2 separate regions of the Homo sapiens genome follow, and region 1 is linked to region 2. A link is a loop called in an ENCODE intact Hi-C map of the cell type or tissue named here. Cell type or tissue: HCT116. All regions are shown on one strand. Links, peaks and the distances in the headings refer to the core of each region. The heading gives the core; the rest is flanking DNA.

The links. Peaks named below come from ENCODE experiments on the same cell type or tissue, not always from the same donor. Only the 100,000 strongest peaks of a DNase experiment are listed, where the experiment ranks them.
Region 1: a loop joins it to region 2, with 2.1 times the contacts of the local background. A loop is called at or near these places in 1 of 110 quality-filtered maps.

What each region holds. Positions count from the first base shown.
Region 1 is chr10:21,762,627-21,772,658 of GRCh38, reverse strand. DNAJC1 (DnaJ heat shock protein family (Hsp40) member C1) reads left to right here. Exons shown (of 12, transcript NM_022365.4): 10 at 6,350-6,398. Among named protein-coding and RNA genes, the nearest start is that of MLLT10, 230 kb to the right of the region's middle. In HCT116, for the core only: no CTCF peak of the experiment used is centred there; no DNase peak of the experiment used is centred there.
Region 2 is chr10:21,844,850-21,854,881 of GRCh38, reverse strand. All of the region lies in intron 8 of DNAJC1 (DnaJ heat shock protein family (Hsp40) member C1), which reads left to right. Among named protein-coding and RNA genes, the nearest start is that of DNAJC1, 150 kb to the left of the region's middle. RefSeq lists a silencer at 4,975-5,175. In HCT116, for the core only: no CTCF peak of the experiment used is centred there; a DNase peak (open chromatin) is centred at 5,101.

The DNA.
Region 1 (10,032 bases), core at 2,498-7,497, 82 kb after region 2:
TAACATGCATTTAAGTAAGTAATTAACCAAGAAAAAAAGAGAAAGGACTCAAATTTCTAGGGTCAAAAAAAAGGACATTACTGCCAATCTTATATAAATAAAAAGGATTATAAAGGAATACAATCGTGAATAAATGTATGTCAAGAAATTAGATGGCTATTTTTCTAATAGAAGTGAAATGAATAAATTCCTGGAAAGACACAAACTGCTAAAACTAAATCAGAAACAGACCATTTTAATAGATAGACTTATAATTAGTAAAAAGGTTGAATTAGTTATCAAAAACCTATACATAATGAAAAGTCCAAGTCCAGATAGTTTCACCACTGAATTCTACCAAACATTTAAAAAATTCCAGTGCTCTCAAAAAAAAAAAAAAAAAAAAAAGAAGAGGGGTGAATATTTCTCATCTCATTTTATGATGGCAGTATTACCTTGATGCAAAACCAAAGACATCACAAGAAAACTACAGACCAATGTTTTTATAAATATGGATGAAAAAAATCTCAAAAAATACCACCAAACTGAATTCGGCAACTTATAAAAAGAATTATCACCATGAAGCTGGGCATGGTGGTGTGCAACTGTAGTTGCAGCTCCTCAGGAGGCTAAGCAGGGGGAATCCCTTGAGTCCAGGAATTGAAGGATGCAGTGAGCTTTGATCACACCACTGTACTTCAGCCTGGGTGAAGATTTATCTAAAAACAAACAAACAAACAAAAAACATTTATTACCATGATCAAGTGGCATTTAACCATGGAACACAAGGTTGGTTAAACATCTCAAGATCAATTAATGTAAATACCTCATGTCAATAGAATAAAAAGCAGTATCACACGATCATCTCAAGAGAAGTGTTTGAGCCGGACTCAGTGGCTCCCACCTGTAATACCAACGCTTTGGGAGGCCAGGGCAGGCTGATCACCTGAGGTCAGCAGTTCAAGATCAGCCTGGCCAATGTGGTGAAACCCTATCTCTACTAAAAATACAAAATATAGCCAGGTGTGGTGGCACGCACCTGTAATCCCAGCTACTCGGGAGGCTGAGGCAGGAGAATCACTTGAACCCAGAGGCAGAGGTTGCAGTCAGCCGAGATCGTGCCATTGCACTGCAGCCTGGGCAACAGAGCGAGACTGCGTCTCAAAAAAAAAAAAGTGTTTGACAAAACCCAACACCCTTGCACTATAAAAACACTCAGCAGACTAGGAATAAAAAAGAAGTATCTCAACCAGATAAAAGACCATACTAAAAACCCACAACACCATGTTTACTGGTGAAAGAATGCTTTCCTGCTAAGATCAAGAACAAAACAAGGATGTCTGCTCTTGCTTCTTCTATTCAGCATTGTATTGAAGTCTTAGCCAGGGCATTTAGGCAAGAAAAAGAAATAAGATGGAAAAAAAGAAGTAAAATTATCTATTTGCAGATGGCATGATTTTATATATAGAAAATCTTGAGAAATGCACTAAAAAAAACATTGGAACTAATAAATGAGTTTAGCAAGGTTGCAGGATACATAGCAATATTACAAAAATCAGTTTTATTTTTTATACATTTACAATGAACAACTTGAAAATGAAATTAATGACATTCATAATTGCATCAAAAAGAATAAAATACTCAGGAATAAATTAAAAGAAGTGAAAAACTTTAACTTTGAAAACTATATAACATTGTTGAAAGAAATTAAAGTCTAATTTAATTTGGAACTCTTAAGTCTTCCTGACCTTAGATTTGGCAGAGGATTCTTAGATATGACACCAAAGGCACAAGCAACCAAAAGCTTCAAAATTAAAAAAAATAGATAAATTGGACCTCAGCAAAATTAAAAACTTTTGTGAGTCAAAGGACACCATCAAGAAAGTGAAAAAGCAACCCAAAGAATGGGAGAACTTATTTGCACATCTTATGTCTGATAAAAGTATATGTACCCAGAGCACATCAAGAATCTTACAACTCTGGCCAGGCATGGTGGCTTACGCCTGTACTCCCAGCACTTTGGGAGGCCGAGGCGGGCGGATCACCTCAGGTCAGGAGTTTGAGACCAGCCTGACCAACACGGTGAAACCCCATCTCTACTAAAAATACAAAAAATTAGCCGGGCATCTTGGCACATGCCTGTAGTCCCAGTTACTTGTGAGGCTGAGGTGGGAGAATCACTTGAACCTTGGAGGCGGAGGCTGCAGTGAGTCGAGATCGTGCCACTGCACTCCAGCCTGGGCGACAGAGCTAGACTCCATCTCAAAAAAAAAAAAAAAAAAAAGAAGAAAAAAATAATCTTACAACTCAATAATAAAAAGTTAAATGACCCACATAAGCAATGGATACAGGATATGAATAGATATTCCTCCAAGGAAGATACACAGATGTCCAATAAACACATGAAAAAATGCTCAGCATCAGTCATTAATTATTAACTATTAAGTTAGGGACCTGTTAGAAAGTGTTATATTAGTTTGGTCAAGTGAGAATGAAGGACTAGTGCAGGTGGTGGAGGTCTGAGAGAGAAGGGAACAAATGGAATTGAACTGTGAAGCAACTCGTTGGGGAAGGAGAGAAAAAATCCAAAAATGGACTCGTTAGATTTTGAGCCTAAGTGACTTGGATGATAAAACTATTAAGCAATGGAGGAAAAGCAGAGAAGTTGTTTTATTGGAAAAACTGATGAGTTTAGGCCGGGCGCAGTGGCTCACGCCTGTAATCCCAGCACTTTGGGAGGCCGAGGTGGGTGGATCACCTGAGGCTGGGAGTTCAAGACCAGCCTGACCAACATGGAGAAACCCCATCTCTACTAAAAATACAAAATTAGCCTGGCGTGGTGGCTCATGCCTGTAATCCCAGCTACTCAGGAGGCTGAGGCAGGAGAATTGCTTGAACCTGGGAGGCAGAGGTTGTAGTGAGCTGGAATCGCTCCATTGCACTCCAGCCTGGACAACAAGAACAGAAACTCTGTCTCAAAAGAAAAGAAAAGAAAAGAAAAACTGATGAGTTTAGTTTTTGGTTTGGTTAGTTTTAGGAACTAGGAGACCTCTGAGAGATTTAATGGCAGTTAGAAAGTGAAGCCATGTAGTACAGCAGAAAGAGCACTTGGCTTGTTTCTTCTTCTATAAAATGAAAGATTTGGATTTAAAAGGTGGTTATGTTATAGTGATAGAGAGCAAAAATTTTAGATCCCTGCTTGTTTTAGCTTCTCACTAACTGTTTAACTTGGATATATTATTTATTCTCCCTGGGCCTCAGATTCTGTAAAATCAGGATAACCATTCTATGCCTACCTCATATTGCTACTGTGAGGAATATGTGCACACACACAATTTATTTAGAACAGTGCCTATTGCATAGTAAGCTTAATGTTACGTAGGTGAAGTCCTTTTCAGATCTGAGGATCCATTGTTGCGTGGTCAGTTTCTATGAGACTGGCATTCCAAGGTAGAAGTCAGGGCCAGAGACCTAGGTTAATCATTTCTTTTCTAAAGTATTATCGAATAGCTGGGATGAGATACCAGAGTAGAAAGTGGAAAGAACATGAATGGCAAGGGTAGAATGTTGAGGAACACTTCTATTAGGGAACAAGAGGCAGGAGTATATAGGAGAGGCCAGTGGAGGAACATTCAGAGAAAGAAGGAAAACTAGGACATATTCTCATGAATGCCAAGTGGAATAGAAAAGATAAGGTCAAGGGAAGATTTAGAGTAGACTACTTGAGCTAAGTTTGAAGATTTATGGGATGCATCTCATGGACAGGGGAAGTTGAAGATGAAAGCAAGTAATTGATGGAGCATAGTTCTGTGAGGATTCAAGGGGCAGATTTAGCCTCAAGGGGAAGGAATGCATTTATTTCTTTGAATTAGGATAAAAGAAGGAATGGATATATGGTGGGGCAATCAAATTTTTGAGCTGGGAAATTCAGAAGTCAAGGAAGCTCATGTTGGATAACTTCAGTTTGTTTACATTAAATAGGAAGCAAGGTCATCTGTAGAGAGAGTGGAAGGTAGGGAACAAAATTGAAAAGTGTTTCCAAGCAGCTTTAAATGTTCTAATTCTGCTCTTTGTATGAATGGAAAACAAATGATCTATTTCAATTATAACAGGTAATATTTACTGAGCCTTTACTGTCTGCCAGGTATCATGCTAAGGGTTTGTTTCAAACTGAAAACATCCGTAAGAGGCAAATGGTAGTGGTATCCACACATTACAGAGGGTAATATATGAAACAGAGAAGGATGGAAAATTGCTGTCTGTTACCCAGCTGAGAGGTGGAACCAAGACTGAAGAGCAGATCTGCCTGACTCTCGGCTCTTAATGATCATGCTTTCTGACATTTTACTTTCAAATTTCATTAAAGCCATGAAGTGTTGGTTCGAGAATATACATGGATTAATGGGATAGAGAAATATAGAAAAATATAATAGCACATGTTTACAGCCAAACATAACTTTAATGAAATTCATATTTTAAATAAATGGAAAGGATGGCTTGTTAGATAAGTGCATTAGGGCAATTAACTATTCATTTGAAAAAAATTAATAACTTTAACCCCATATTTCTTAAAAATATACAATAGAAGTCTGAACAGTGGTTGTCTGTGGCAGGATAGAGATTGCATGAAGGGCACAAGGGAACTTTCTGGAGTAATAGGAATGTTCTGTAATTTTTTTTTTTTTAAGATGGAGTCTGGCTCTGTTGCCCAGGCTGGAGTGCAGTGACGTAATCTCAGCTCACTGCAACCTCTACCTCCTGGGTTCAAGCAGTTCTGCTGCCTCAGCCTCCCAAATAGCTGGGATTACAGGCGTGTGCCACCGTGCCTGGATAATTTTTGTATTTTTAGTAGAGACAGGTTTTGCTATATTGACCAGGCTGGTCTCGAACTCCTGACCTCAAGTGATCTGGCTGCCTCGGCCTCCCAGAGTGCTGGGATTACAGGCATGAGCGACTGTGCCTGGTCAATATTCTGTAATTTGATTGTGATGTTGGTTACATAGGCAGAGATTTTTGGTCAAAACTCATCAAATTGCACATTTAAAGTCTGCACATTACACTCTGTAAATTTTATCTCAATTTTAAAAAAGAAAGCCAAGTGCAGTGGCTCATGCCTGTAGTCCCAGCTACTCAGGAGGCTGAGGTGGGAGGATCATTTGAGCCTAGGAGTTACAGGCCATTCTGGGCCACATAGCAAGACTGCAACATAGCAACATATCTTTAAAAACAAACAAACAAACAAAATAAGTTGACAGAGAAAGAGAAGATAAAAGAAAAATAAGGCAATTCTGTATGTAGATCTCAAAGACATTGTTAAATGAAGAAAGAGCAAGCTATAGAATAAGACGTGAAATATGATACCATTTATATAAAGAAAAAAAATTACCACCAGACCAAATTCTTTCTGTGGATCCACACTCATATGTGTAAAGGTATCATGGTTCTTGGGTGCAGCTGCCCCACTCCATCAACAGATTCTTCCTCCAATGTCAATCTCAGATGCTCTTAGGGTTCCCTTCCAGGTTGCAGAAAGGAAGGACTTTTATCTTATAACACTATTAGCATAAATGTCATTTTCCCCACTGATTGCAATACTCAGTGGTAGAATATTCTCCAGTGAAGAAAGATATTCCATTTCTGGAAATTCTAGGTTTAAAAAATGACCTGTTTGCATAATGAAAGTAGTATCTTTTTTTTTTTTTTTTTTTTTTAGGCAGGGTCTCACTCCGATGCCCAGGCTGGAGTGCAGTGGTGCAATGTCAGCTTACTGCAACCTCCGCCTCCTGGGTTCAAGCGATTCTCCTGCCTCAGCCTCCCGAGTAGCTGGGATTACAGGCAACCACCGCCTTGCCCAGCTACTTTTTGTATTTTCATAGAAACGGGGTTTCCCCATGTTGGACAGGCTGGTCTTGAACTCCTGACCTCAAGTGATCCACCCACCTTGGCCTCCCAAAGTGCTAGGATTGCAGGCATGAGCCACCATGCCCGGCCTTGAAAGTAGTATCTTTTAAGAGGCAGCCCCCGTTGTGCATATGTACCCTAGAACTTAAAGTATTAAAAAAAAATAAAAATGAAAAGAGGCAGCCTCGTATAACGGAACTGTCATTGAACTAGAAGGAGTCTAGGGATGTGAGTTCTTGTCCTGAAGCTGCTGCTGAGTGGATGGGTGTTTTGGAGCTATCCATTTAATCTCTCTGGGCTTCAGTTTTCTTGTTAATTACATTAATGGATGCGACAGACGACTGAGGGTCTTTCAGGCCTAAGATCCAATGAACTGTGTTCATTCACATGGAGCTTACATGGAATCGTTTCACTCAGCATATAGTAGGTACATGGAAAGTAAGATTTTTGCTTTTATGTTTTGAAACAGGTGACAACCAAAGCCAAGCAACTGAAGGATTCAGTGACCTGCTCCCCAGGTGAGTTCATACTTCCTCTATCTCATTAATCTAAAGTGGTTTCTTCTAAATTAATCCCTTTTTATAATAACTTCTTTAAATACAAGGGTCTAGAAGTTTTGCCTAATGAACTCTAAATCTGGTCATATCTCCAAAAAGGGTTGAAATACGGGCACCAGCAAGCCAGTCCAGCCCTGCACATACTGGTGCCGAGAAGATGTATTTAATTAATAAGGTTAAATAAGTATACAGATCGTCTTCTATAGTTTAATTTGTGGGGACGGGGAACACAGGAGAAAGCCCATCTGCACACCACGCAAATGCTATGTGCACACTGTTTCCCTGCACTGTCCACCCCTGTCACTGCCGCACTTGCAGAGCTGCCCTTTGGGATAAATGGCTAACAGCTTTCCCAGGCATTTATGTTTCCTTTTTTTTGAGACGGAGTCTTGCTCTGTTGCCCAGGCTAGCGTGCAGTGGCGCAATCTCGGCTCACTGCAACCTCTGCCTCCCAGGTTCAAGTGATTCTCCTGCCTCAGCCCCCGAGTAGCTGGGATTACGGGCGCCCGCCACTGCACCTGACAGATTTTTGTATTTTTAGTAGAGACCTGGTTTCACCATCTTGGCTAGGCTGGTCTTGAACTCCTGACCTCTTGATCCTCTCACCTCGGCCTCCCAAATTGCTGGGATTACAGGCGTGAGCCACCGTGCTCAGCCCCATTTATGTTTCTTAAAATCAATTTCCTCCAAGATTAACTGGAATTTTGTTAGAGTCTCCATATTCTTTGCTTAGAACCAGGAAATAAGAACATGCTTCAGAAACTTTGCAACCTAACTCAAATACAGGTCCCAGGGAGAGTAATGCAGATGAACAAGCCAACAATTAGCAAACCCAGAGATCTCAAAAAGCCACCCCAGCCGGGCGTGGTGGCACAGCTATAGTTTCAACTACTCTAGAGGCCGAGGCGGGAGGATCACTTGAGCCCAGGAGTTCAAAACCAGCCTGGGCAACATAGTGAGACCCCCCATTTCTGAAAAATAAACGTAAAAAAAAATTTTTTTAAAAGAATTCAACTTGGAGTTCTCCAGGCTTTAGCAAGAGGAAATTTCTGGATTTCTTTTTCTGCCAATGAAGTTATTTCTGTGGGCATGGAGGCAGAGACGGGGCAATGGGATGTTATATGACAGAAGCCTACTTCAAGACATTCTCCAAAATCATACCATTGAAAAGGCAGCGCAGCTCAGAGTAAGGAACTGACGTAGATCTTCCTGGAGCTTGGTGGAGGGGGGTCAGAAGTATGAAGAAAACAGGAAATGTGGAGTTGAATATTTAAGTGCATCTCTGAGGCAACACCTGTGGCTGAGAGAAGGCACCAGAAGCAGCTTTGAGCAGAGAGCAGATCCAGCATCAGGACAGAGAGGAAAAGAGGCAAATCCGATGTGATATTTGGCCACATCCAAACATCCTGTGACTCTCTAAAAGCACCATAAGGTCTTTGTCACAAATATATTCATTAAATTATGTGTTTTATTTTGTTTTTTAATAGCCTTTAAGAAGCCAAAGAATTTTGAAATAAAAGTATTTCTTCTGATTATGTTCACAAATTAACAAAGAATCCGTAAGCAGTGTGATCCATTTAAGCCATAAAGCTGTGCTTCTGAAGTATTATTAGAAATTCTAAAATTGTTTCCTAAGATTTTGGATACCTTTCAAAGTGTTTGAAATGGATGGTTTAGAAAACACAGCTGGCTTAATAGGCTAGCACAGGGGAAAATGACCTTCTACAGATAAGAACACACCCAGATGGAGGTATTTGGCTGTTTCTTAAGAGAGTTGCTTTAGTGAGCATGGAAAGAAATGTTCGCTAATAGAAACTCAAAAAAATACAGATAAACAAAAGGAAGAAAATAACAATCACATGTAACCTACCAATTGTTGTTATTTTGAGAGAGATATTTCTTCAGACTTTTCTGATGCACATATGTGCATATAATATTTTTACAAGAATGGGACTGTACCGCAATACTGTTTTACATTTTTTCACTCCGTACACTCATATGTCTGTATCATCTTCTTAATGGCTCCATAGTAGTCCATAGTATAGATGTCTGCCCCATAGTTTATTTAACAAGTTTCTATTGTTGGACATTTTGTTTGTTTCCATTTTTTTTTTATTGTTCTGAAGTTGTGGTCTCCAAAGTGAGGTAGACAGGATGATTCTTTGGAATATAAGAAGACCGTATTTGAATTTCTGTTGATCTTTGTTTTTATCTTAAGGCAGTGAGAGAGGAATTAAACTTTCTCATCTTTGATATTCCGACTTATGCCAGCACCCTCACTGTGCCCATTAGCAGAGCTTATGTGTTACGTACATAGGGCACCAACGTTTCCCAAGGGAAAAATGGGATTTCCACAGCACTCACAGGCTGATGGTGGCCTCGTCACTTGGCATCATCCCATGTTCTTTCACTCTCAAGATATTGCAACAAGATACCCAGTTGAGTGAATGTATAGATAACCCCAGAGTTTCAGTGACATCTTTTTATAAGGTGGAAGGCAACCATGGGAATATTTCCTATTACACAGAGGCTTCCTAGTATTTTGACAAAGTACTTTTAAAAGTTTTTGAATTTAAAGATCCTCAATTTTATACTTTTCTTTTACCAAATAAATAAATAAATTCTTGGCGTAGGGTCTAAAAAAAAAAAAAAAAAACAACCTGCACACACTTAAAAAATTAAAACAGTACAAAAGGGAATGCAATGAAAAGTGTCTGAGTCTGGGTTCCTGGCCCCCTTCCACAGAGGGAATAATGAATTGGAGTGTGAGGGCGTACACGTCTAGAAGTATAACTAGTCTTGCACAGACTGTCTGTATTTGCCTCCCTCTTTCTTATGTTAATAGCAGCATACTCGCTGAAGACTAATATCTTTAATCATTTTATTATATTAAAATGTTTTTACAAAATAAAGATGGATTTTTAACAATGAATGTGAAAGTGTTTTGAAAGATATTTATGCTGTAGAAAGGACGTTTGAAAGTAGATGCTTGGCTGGGCACGGTGCCTCACGCCTGTAATCCTGACACTTTGGGAGGCCAAGATGGGCGGATCACCTGAGGTCAGGAGTTCGAGACCAGCCTGGCCAACATAGTGAAACCCGGTCTCTACTAAAACTACAAAAATTAGTTGGGTGTTGTGGCCCATGCCTGTGGTCTCAGCTACTCGGGAAGCTGAGGCAGGAGAATCACTTGAACCCGGGAGGCAGAGGTTGCAGTGAGCCGAGATCATGCCACTGAACTTCCAGCCTGGGCAACAGAGCGAGACTGGCTCAAAAAACAAAAAAAACAAAGTCGATGTTTGAAAGTATTTTCTTTGTTATGTGTTATTCTATGGCCAAAACAATGTGACCTATAAAAACTCTTATTTTTACGGATTTAAAAATGTTGAAAATAGAATTTTAACCTGTAAATCTTTCAAACAAAGTGAACTCATTTGTTAAAAATACAGCCAGGCGTGATGGTGTAGGCCTGTAGTCCCAGCTGCCCAGGAGGCTGAGGTGGGAGGATCACTTGAGCCCAGAAGTTGGAGGCTGCAGTGAGCTATGATCACACCACTGCACTCCAGCCTGGGTGACAGAGCAAGAGCCCCATCTC
Region 2 (10,032 bases), core at 2,917-7,916:
AATTTTTTAGTTATAAATTTATTTTCTTAGAAATTTTCTACAATAAAAACAGTTTACAATCAATTTTTAAAACGCCAAGATAATATTGATAATTAAGTCTTTAAAGTAGGTCTTTTGTTAAACCTAATTATAAGTGTATCTTATAATTAATGGCTGCTGTCATACCACCTGCTCTCTTCTGCCTTGAATCTTATCACATCTATGTTGCTTTGAAATCTGAGAATGCTTTTCACTTCCTAACAACTGATATGCTACTTCTTCCAATCAGACATCACATTACTGATTAGGTGAATACTACTTCCTGTTTGTTTGTTTTTTTTCCTGTATCTCTAAATGCACCACTTCTGTCTTAGGAATATGACATTATGTAAAACAGATACTTAAATTAATTAGATTTTATTTTTGTAGAGGTAAGGAAATTATAGAAAAGACAAGTTATAGTGTATTAAATGCTTTCCAAAAGTAAAAGTTTGATAATATTTAAAATACAACTATACCTATGGAGAAACAGTTTTTTTTTTTTTTTTTTTTAAAGATCCACATTTGTATCTGATAGTCCTTTTATAATGTAAGGTTTTTTCACCATATTGTATAGTATAGGATTTAGTTTTTGTATTTTATGTTGTTTTCCCTGCATCCAGCCTTATTAATATAAATAACTACCTTTTAGGAAGAATTGAGATATAATTCTTATATTATAATTACCTGGTGACTTATATTTCTCTTCTCTTCTACTATAAACAACCTGATGGTTGAGTTCATGGCCTTTTTATCTTTGTATCCACTGTAGTGTCTATAGGGTAAATGTAATTAAATTGAGTTGGTGAATTAGACTGATGCCACTAATTTGTTTCACTTAATCACTCAATGTCTATTACATGTTCTTATCCTTTATGTGTTGATCTTTCAAAGGACAATCTTATTTCCGTCATTTTAAACTTCTGGGAGTATCTTCCCATATTCACAACTAGGAATAACAGGGGTGGCAGAGCTAACTTGATAAGTTTTGACACTGGATTAGATTCAAATGGATGAACCAGAAAAGCAGTTTCCCCAGTGATAGTCTTTTTTTTTTTTTTTTTTTTTTTTTTTTTGAGATGGAGTCTCATTCTGTCGCCCAGGCTGGAGTGTGCAATCTCGGCTTACTGCAACCACTGCCTCCTGGGTTCAAGCAATTCTCCTGCCTCAGCCTCCTGATGAGCTAGGATTACAGGTGTGCACCACCACGCCCAGCTAATTTTTATATTTTTAGGAGAGACAGGGTTTCACCATGTTGGCCAGGCTGTCAGTGACAGTTTTTAAGTAGAGATATTCTGGTACAACAATATGGTTAGTATTGAGGAAATAACTTTTTTTACCGAAATAAAAGGTCAGGGAGGCCAAAGTGTGCTCCTGAATGCTAATTTTTATTCATTTTTAGTGTGTATCAGACTACTTCCATAAACGTGGTCAGTTTACTCTCTCCCAGGGTTAATCTACATGTTAAGTAAAATTAAATGCAAAAGACCCTTTATCAATATATAGTACCATGAAAGACTCACTTTCTCATGAACTAACAATACTCAAAGTACAGAGAGTGAATTCTTGGAAGAAACACATGTGGCGCAAAGACACAAAGCCAAGACATTTCAACAGTATATTCCAAATAAGATATAGCAGGCCAGAATGACTTCTGGAACATGGCAGGAGTAGAATATGAGATAAAGCTGGAAAGAAAGGTAGGTAACAAAATGTAGAAGTTTTTGAATGCCAAGATAAGAAGTTTAGATTATTTTATGTAGTAGGGAATCTTTGGATTTTTAGCTGGAAGGAATGGGGTATTGACATGCTCTGTTTTGTAAAGGTGAAAGTAGCAGCAGTAGACTGAAACTGTGGAGTGAGAGTGGAAAGGAAAGATATTTTATAATTGATGCAGAAATAAAATTCAGACTTGCTGAAAATCATAGCTAACTAGTAAATGGTGGAGTCAGAACTCAAATGATCTGACTCCAAAACCACTACAATATCCACCCTCCACAATATAAGCATATTATAATCATTTGTGTGTGTATCTTTATTAGGAGAGCAAACCATATCTTTTCATTTATGTCCTGTTTCTTAGCATAGTACCTAAAAAAAAAAAAAGTGGGTACTTCGTTAGTTCAATCAATAAATATTTATTGAGCACCTAACCAAGCATTATGCTTGGTATGCATATGGTTTACGTCTGGTAAATGTTGCCAGTCTTCCCAAGTAATTGTAACCAATTTATACATCCACCAGTTAGTTCATGAGGATTTCTGTTGCTCCACACCCTGACAACACTTGATATTGTATGTCTTTTTTCATTTTAGCTTTTCTGGTGGATCTCACAATGAGGTATGATTTTATTGTTGCTATAAGAGTTTTTAAAAATTGAGGTGAAATCCATATAACATAAAATTAACCTTTTAAAATGAACAATTCAGTAGCATTTAGGACATTCACAGTGTTGTCCAACCACCACCTCTGTCTAGCTCCAAAACATGATATCACCTCAAAAGGAAACTGTACCCATTGAGCAATTGCTTCTCATTGCCCACCTCCACCAGCCCGTGACAACCACCAGTCTGCATTTTGTCTCTATGAATTTACCTGTTCTGAATATTTCATTTAAAGGAACTCATACAGTATGTGACCTTTTGTTTCTGCCTCCTTTCTCTTAGCATATTTTGATGGTCATCCACTTTGTAGCTAGTATCAATCTTTTTATGGCTGAATAATATTCCGTGTGTGTGTGTGTGTGTGTGTGTGTGTGTGTGTGTGTGTGTATCTCACAATTTTTTATTTTTTTTATTTTTTATTTTTTTTGAGACAGAGTCTCACTCTGTCGCTCAGGCTGGAGTGCAGCGGCGTGATCTCGGCTCACTGCAAGCTCCGCCTCCCGGGTTCACACCATTCTCCTGCCTCAGCCTTCCGAGTAGCTGGGACTACAGGCGCCCGCCACCAGGCCAGCTAATTTTTTGTATTTTTAGTAGAGATGGGGTTTCACTGTGTTAGCCAGGATGGTATCGATCTCCTGCCCTAGTGATCCACCCGTCTCGGCCTCCCAAAGTGCTGGGATTACAGGCATGAACCACTGCGCCCGGCCGTATCTTACAATTTGTTTATCCATTCATCCATTGATAAATGTTTGGGCTGTTTCTACCTTTTACGTATTGTAAATGATGGTGCTACAAATGTGTGTATGGTTATTTGAGTTTATGTTTTCAATTGCTTTGGGTATATACCTGATTGGAATTGCTAGGTGATGATGGTAATTTTATGTTTAACTTTTTGATGTACCATCAACCTGTTTTCCACTGCAGCCGAACCATTTTACATTCTCACTAGCAATATACGAGGATTCCATTTTCTCCATATTCTCACCTTCACTTGTTATTTTTCACTTTTGTTGTGGTTGTGATTGTTATAGCCACCCTAGGGTGTGCAGTGATATCTCACTATCTCACTTTGGTTTTGATTTGCATTCCCCTAGTGAGTAATGATGTTGAGAATCTTTTCACATGTTTTTTGGCCATTTGTTGTGTAGCTTCTTTGAATAAATGCCCTTTTTTGAATTGGGTTGTCTTTTTGTTGTTGAGTTTGTTATAATTCTGCATACTAGGTGCTTATCAGATATACGAATTGTAAATATTTTCTCTCATCCTGTAGGAGTTTTTTCATTTTCATAATAATGTTCTTTCATGCACAAAAGTTTTTAATTTTGATGAAGTCCAATTGATTGACTTCTATTTTTGTTGTTTGGACTAAGAATGCATTGTCAAATCCAAGAGCGTGAATTTTACCCCTATGCTTTCTTCTATGAATTTTATGGTTTTTCTTATTATATTTAGGTTGTTGATTCATTTTGCATTAATTTTTATTTGTGGTGTGAGTTATGGGTCCTGCTTCATTCTGTATGTATAGTCTCAGGACTATTTGTTGAAGAGACTGTTTCTATCTCCATTAAATGGACTTGTCACCTGTGTCAAAAACCATTTGATCATATATGCAAGGTTTATTTCTGGCCTCTCTATTCTTTTCTCTTGTTCTATGTGTCTGTCTTCATGCCAGTACCACAATATTTTGATTACAATAGCTTTGTAGTAAAATTTCAAATCAGGAAGTGTGAATTCTCCAGCCTTTGTTCTTTTTCCAAGTTCATTTTGGCTATTTAGGGTTCCTTGAGATTTTAATTAATTTTAGCATGGAATTTTTTGTTTCTGCAAAACATGTCATTGGGATTTTGTTGGGTATTGCATTGATGTGCATAGATGTGCATAGTAGTCACATCTTAACAATATTGTCTCCCTTGTGCTAGGAAGCACTAAGTAAAAAAAAAAAAAAAGAAAAGAAAATTTAAATATTAAGTATTCCAATACATGAACATGGGATGTCGTTCCATTTATTTCTGTCTCCTTTAATCTCTTTCAGCAGTGTTTTGTAATTTTCTGTATACAAGTCCTTCACCTCCTTAGTTAAATTTATTCCTAAGTATTTTATTCTGTTTCATGCTGTTGTAAATGGAATTGTTTTCTTAGTTTTCTTGTTTATATTGTCCATTGTTAGTGTCTAGAAACCCAACTGCGTTTTATGTATTGATTTTTGTACCTATAATGTTACTGAATTTGTTAATTCTACTAGTTTTTTTTGTAGGGTCTTCAGAGTTTTCTACATATCAGATGATATCTGTGAACGGAGATAATTTTACTTTTTCCTTCCAATTCAGATGTCCATTATTTCTCTTTCTTACACAGTTGCCCTGGCTAGAACTTCCAGTACTATGTTTAAACAGAAGTGGCTAAAGTGGGCATCCTTATCTTGTTCCTGATCTCAACGGGAAAGTTTTTAGTCTTTTACCATTGAGTATGATGTTAGCTATGGTTTCTCCACAAATGACCTCTATTATGTTGAGGTAGTTTCCTTCTATTCCTACTTTATTGGGTGTTTTAATTAGGAAAGGGTGTTGAATTTTGTCAAATGTTTTTCTGCATCAATTGAGATGATCATGTGTGGTTTTTTTTTCCCTTTTATCTATTAATGTGATGTATTACATTGAATGATTTTCTCATGTTGAACCAACCTTGCATTCCTGGGATAAACCTCACTTCATCTTAGTGTATAATTGTTTTCATACACTTTTCGATTTGGGTTGCTAATATTTTTTTGATGATTTTTGTATCAATATCTATAAACAATATTGGTCTATAGTTTCTTTTCTCATGCTGTCTTTGTCAGACTTGGAAATCAGTGTAATACTGGCATCATAAAATGTGTTAGCAAATGTTCCCTTCTCTTCAGATTTTTTAAGATTTTGAAAAGGACTGAGTTATTTGCATCTCCCCTCTTTTTTTCCCCCTGTCAGTATTGGCTTGTCAGTTTTGTCTTTTTAAAAAAATGACATTTTGTTTCATTGATTCTATTATTTATCTGTTCTCTATTTCATTTTTATTATTTCCTTCCTTTTGCTAGCTTTGGTCTCTGATCTCCTTTTTCTACTTCCTTCAGGAATAAAGTCTAAATTATTAATTTGAAATACTTCTTATCAGTGTAGGCATTTACTTTTTTTTTTTTTTTTTTTTTTTTTTTGAGGCGGAGTCCCACTCTGTCACCCAGCCTGGAGTGCAGTGGCACGATCTCGGCTCACTGCAACCTCTGACTTCTGGGTTCAAATGATTCTCTTGCCTCAGCCTCCTGAGTAGCTGGGATTACAGGTGCGTGCCACCATGCCTGGCTAATTTTTTTTGTATTTTTAGTAGAAACAGGGTTTTGTCATGTTGGCCAGATTGGTCTTGAACTCCTGACATCAGGTGATCCACCTGCCTCAGCCTCCCAAAGTACTGGGATTACAGGCTTGAGCCACTGTGCCTGGCTGGCATTTACTATTATAAGATTACCTTCAAACACTGCTTTCACTGTATTCATACATTTTGGTATGCTTTATTATTATTTTAATTTGTTTCTGAGTGTTTTCAAATTTCCCTTTTGATTTTTCTTGTACTCATTGGTTAAGAGTGTTTTAATATCCACATGCTTTGAGTTTTCTCGTTTTTCTTCTGTTGCTGATTTCTATCTTCATTTCTTGTGATTACAGAAGATACTTTGTGTGATTTGAGCAATTTAAAATTTATTGACACTTGTTTTGTGGCTTGATACATGTTTTATCCTGGAGAATGTTCCATGTGCACTGGAGAAGAATGTGTATTCTGCTGTTATTGGATGGATTGTTCTGTAGATGTCTGTTAGATCTATTTGGTTTATAATGTTATTCAAATCCTCTGGTTCCCTATTTATCTTCTTTCTAGATGTTCTATCCATATTGAAAGTGGGGTTATATTGGGGAAATACTTCAGGACATTGGTCTGGGCAAAGATTTTTTTAGGGGTAAGACCTCAAAAGCACAGAATACAAAAGCAAAAATAGACAAAAAGGATTGCAACAAGCTAAAAATGTTCTGCACAACAAAGGAAGCAACAAAGAGACAGCCTATGGAATGGAGGAAAATATTTGCAAACTATTCATCTGACAAGGGATTAATAACTAGAATATATAAGAAACTCAACTCAATAGCAAATAATCTGATTTTAAAATGAGCAAATGATCTTAATAGACATTTTTCGAAAGAAGGCATAGAAATGGCCAACAAGTATATGAAAATAAATGCTTAGTATCACTAATCATCAGGGAAATGCAAATCAAAACCAAAATGAGATATAATCTGACCCCAGTTAAAGTGACTGTTATCAAAAAGACAAAACAACAAGTGTTGGCAAGGATGTAGAGAAAGGGAAACACTAATAGTTCACTGTTGGTGAGAAAGTGAGTATAACTGCTATGGAAAACAGTATGGACATTCTTCAAGAAACTACAAATAGATCTACCATCCGATTTAGCAATCCATTTGCTGGGTATGTATCCAAAAGAAAGGAAACCAGGGTATCAAAGTGATACCTGCATGCCCATTTTTGTTGCACCACTATTCACAATAGCCAAGATAACAAAATCAACCTAAGTGTCCATTAGGATATGAATGGATAAAGAAAATGGTGTGTTTGTCCATATATATATGGACACACACTCAATGGAATATCATTCAACCATGAAAAAAGAATGAAATTCTGTTAGTAGCAGCAACATAGATGGAACTAGAGGACGTTATGTTAATTTTAATAAGCCATGCACAAGAAGATAACTATTGTAAGTTCTCACTCATATGTGACAGCTGAAAAACTTGATCTCACAGAGGTAGAAAGTAGAATGATAGTTACTAGAGGCTGACAAAGGTAGGAGGGAGGGATGATGAAGAGAGGCTGGTTAGCGGTTGCAAAAATACAGTTAGAAAGAATAAGTTCTAGTGTTTGATGGCATGGTAGAGTGACCATAGTTAACAGTAATTTGTTGTATATTTCAAAACAGCTAGAAGATAAGATTTGGAATATTCCCAACCCAAAGAAATGATAAATTTTTCAAGTGATGGATATCCTAATTACCCTGATTTAATATATGTATGCATGCATCAAAATATCACATGTGCCCCATAAATATGTCCAATTATTATATATCAATTTTAAAAGAAGAAAATTGGGAGAAAGTAAATGATATTTTGGAGTCACAAAAATTGCTGAATCCTAACTGTGTGACATTTTTATGACTACTTTGCTGGTTCTTTCCTAGAGGCACACAGTTTGGAAGTGACAATGCTTATAACACACTATGAATGTAAAAGTAAAATAATGCATAGATGCAAAGTGACACCTAAGGGAAAAGAAATTACACTTGAGCTGAACATTGAGGAATAAGAGCTAAACAGCTAGAAAAGGGGAAGGGACCTAGGAGTAATACATATTTATTTCTAGTAACTGTATTATGTGAAAAATGTTTATCTCTTTATCATAGAAGCTTCCTATCTATTTGTCCTTGACACCTTCAAGCAGGATTCTTAGTTATCACCTCTCCTATCTAAGCCAGAACTGAAAACGGAGTTTAAAAAAAAAAAAAAAAAGTCATTATCCATTTGTCTTTCATCTTTGATATGGAAATGTTTATTTTTGAAATACAAACGAGACAACACCAGTTTCATTATTTTGTGTTGTAAAATGGAGATAATAGTAGGTTGTTGGGAAGATTAAATCTGTTAATGTAAAACACTTTGATACTTGGGATATAGTGTTTAATCCTAACCTCATTTTGGCTGGCTTTTAAATTTTCTGTCTTCCATCTCGCTAATACTCTTTGTAACATATATATTTAATTTGCTTTTATACCTATCTGCTGAATATTATATTTCAATTTTAAAAAGTTTTAATGGTAGAGGCTCTACTTGGTACTTTATCAAATCCTTTTGGTAAATATTTATATTTTTCTAATACCTCTGCATATGTGGATATTTTCATGCTGGTCTTTTATTTCTTTAAACATAGTAACACCTTATCCACAGATGCATTTAGCCACAGGGATGGTCCAGATACCTGGTCAACCATATTGAGGAAACTTTAAACCTTTGGTTTTTTTTTGCCATATTAAATGATTTTTGGCAGAGCCCAAAATTGTTTTCTAAGGGAGTTCCAATAAAGTAGCAGGTATCTACCTTCAGAATTAAAAGAGGATGATAGTAATAGCGGTTAATGTTTGTTTATTATTTATTACATGACAGGCATTGTGCTTGAACTCCTTCAGTTCACAGACATTGTACGCAAACTACCTCAATTAAGCCTTACATCAACTATGTGAGATAACATTATTATTATTTCCCATTTACTGATGCGTTAACATGAGGAGGTTTATTTGACCCCAGTACTTTTAATCATTATACCAGTCTACCTTTAATTGGATCATGGCTGTTGCATTATAGATCTTTCATAACTAAATTTGGTTCAACTATGGATATTCTACTTAGCAATTACAATTTAATCTAGAGGTGGTTAAGGAAATCTGAAGCTGAAATGGTTCTTTTTTCAAAAGTTTCTTAATTCAAATAGGTAAAATTTAATATAGACTCATTTAATGTACTTCTTCCTGGGGGCATATTACCAAGAATATATTTACCTTTTCATATTGTTGTATATTTTATGTACATGCTTGATTATCTTACTATCAGATTACCAGAGTGTTTTTTTAATAATTATTTTCTGCATTAAAACAATTGCCTTGGAGCATTTCACAATAAAAAAATAATTGAATTAATACTTTATACTTCTAAGTGCCACCAGTTAGTTTTAGAGCCCAGTTTAAAAATTAATGTCCTAGGCAGGGCACAGTGGCTCATGTCTGTAATCCCAGCACTTTGGGAGGCCGAGGTCAAGATTTCGAGACCAGCCTGGCCAACATGGTGAAACCCTGTCTCTATTAAAAATACAAACATTAGCCGGGCATGGTGGCACACACCTATAGTCCCAGCTACTCGGGAGGCTAAGGCAGGAGAATAGGTTGAACCCTGGAGGCGGAGGTTGCAGTGAGCCGAGATCACACCACTGTGCTCCAGCCTGGGCAACAGAACAAGACCCAGTCTCAAAAAAAAAAAAAAAAGTTCTAATTTTTATGTAGTTTATGCAGACATAGTTAGGAATTTTAGTGTACCATTTATTAACTACTTAAAAGTGACTTTTTTTCCCCTCCAGCTTGCTTGATGGAAGATCAGAATCTATGCAATGGCACACGAGACAAACAAATTTGCAGTTTATCATCTTGTCACTAGTGCTACTTGAAAGGACAAACAGAAGCCCCCAAAATACAGTGTATTATCTAGGAAGGCTTTTACGGTTATAGCTACGTAACTACCAAACCCAGACAATCTCTCCACCGTAGGGAAATTTAAAAATCTGTGTGTACACATATAAATTTTTTGAGACAGAGTCTCATACTCTGTCACCCAGGCTGGAGTGCATTGGCATGATCTAGGCTCACTGCAGCCAAGCAGTGGCACCTCCTGTGCACAAGCAGTCCTCCTGCTCCAGCCTCCTGGGTAGCTTGGGCTACAGGTAGGCACCACCATGCCTAATTTTTAAAATTTTTTTGCAGAGACAGGGTCTCTTA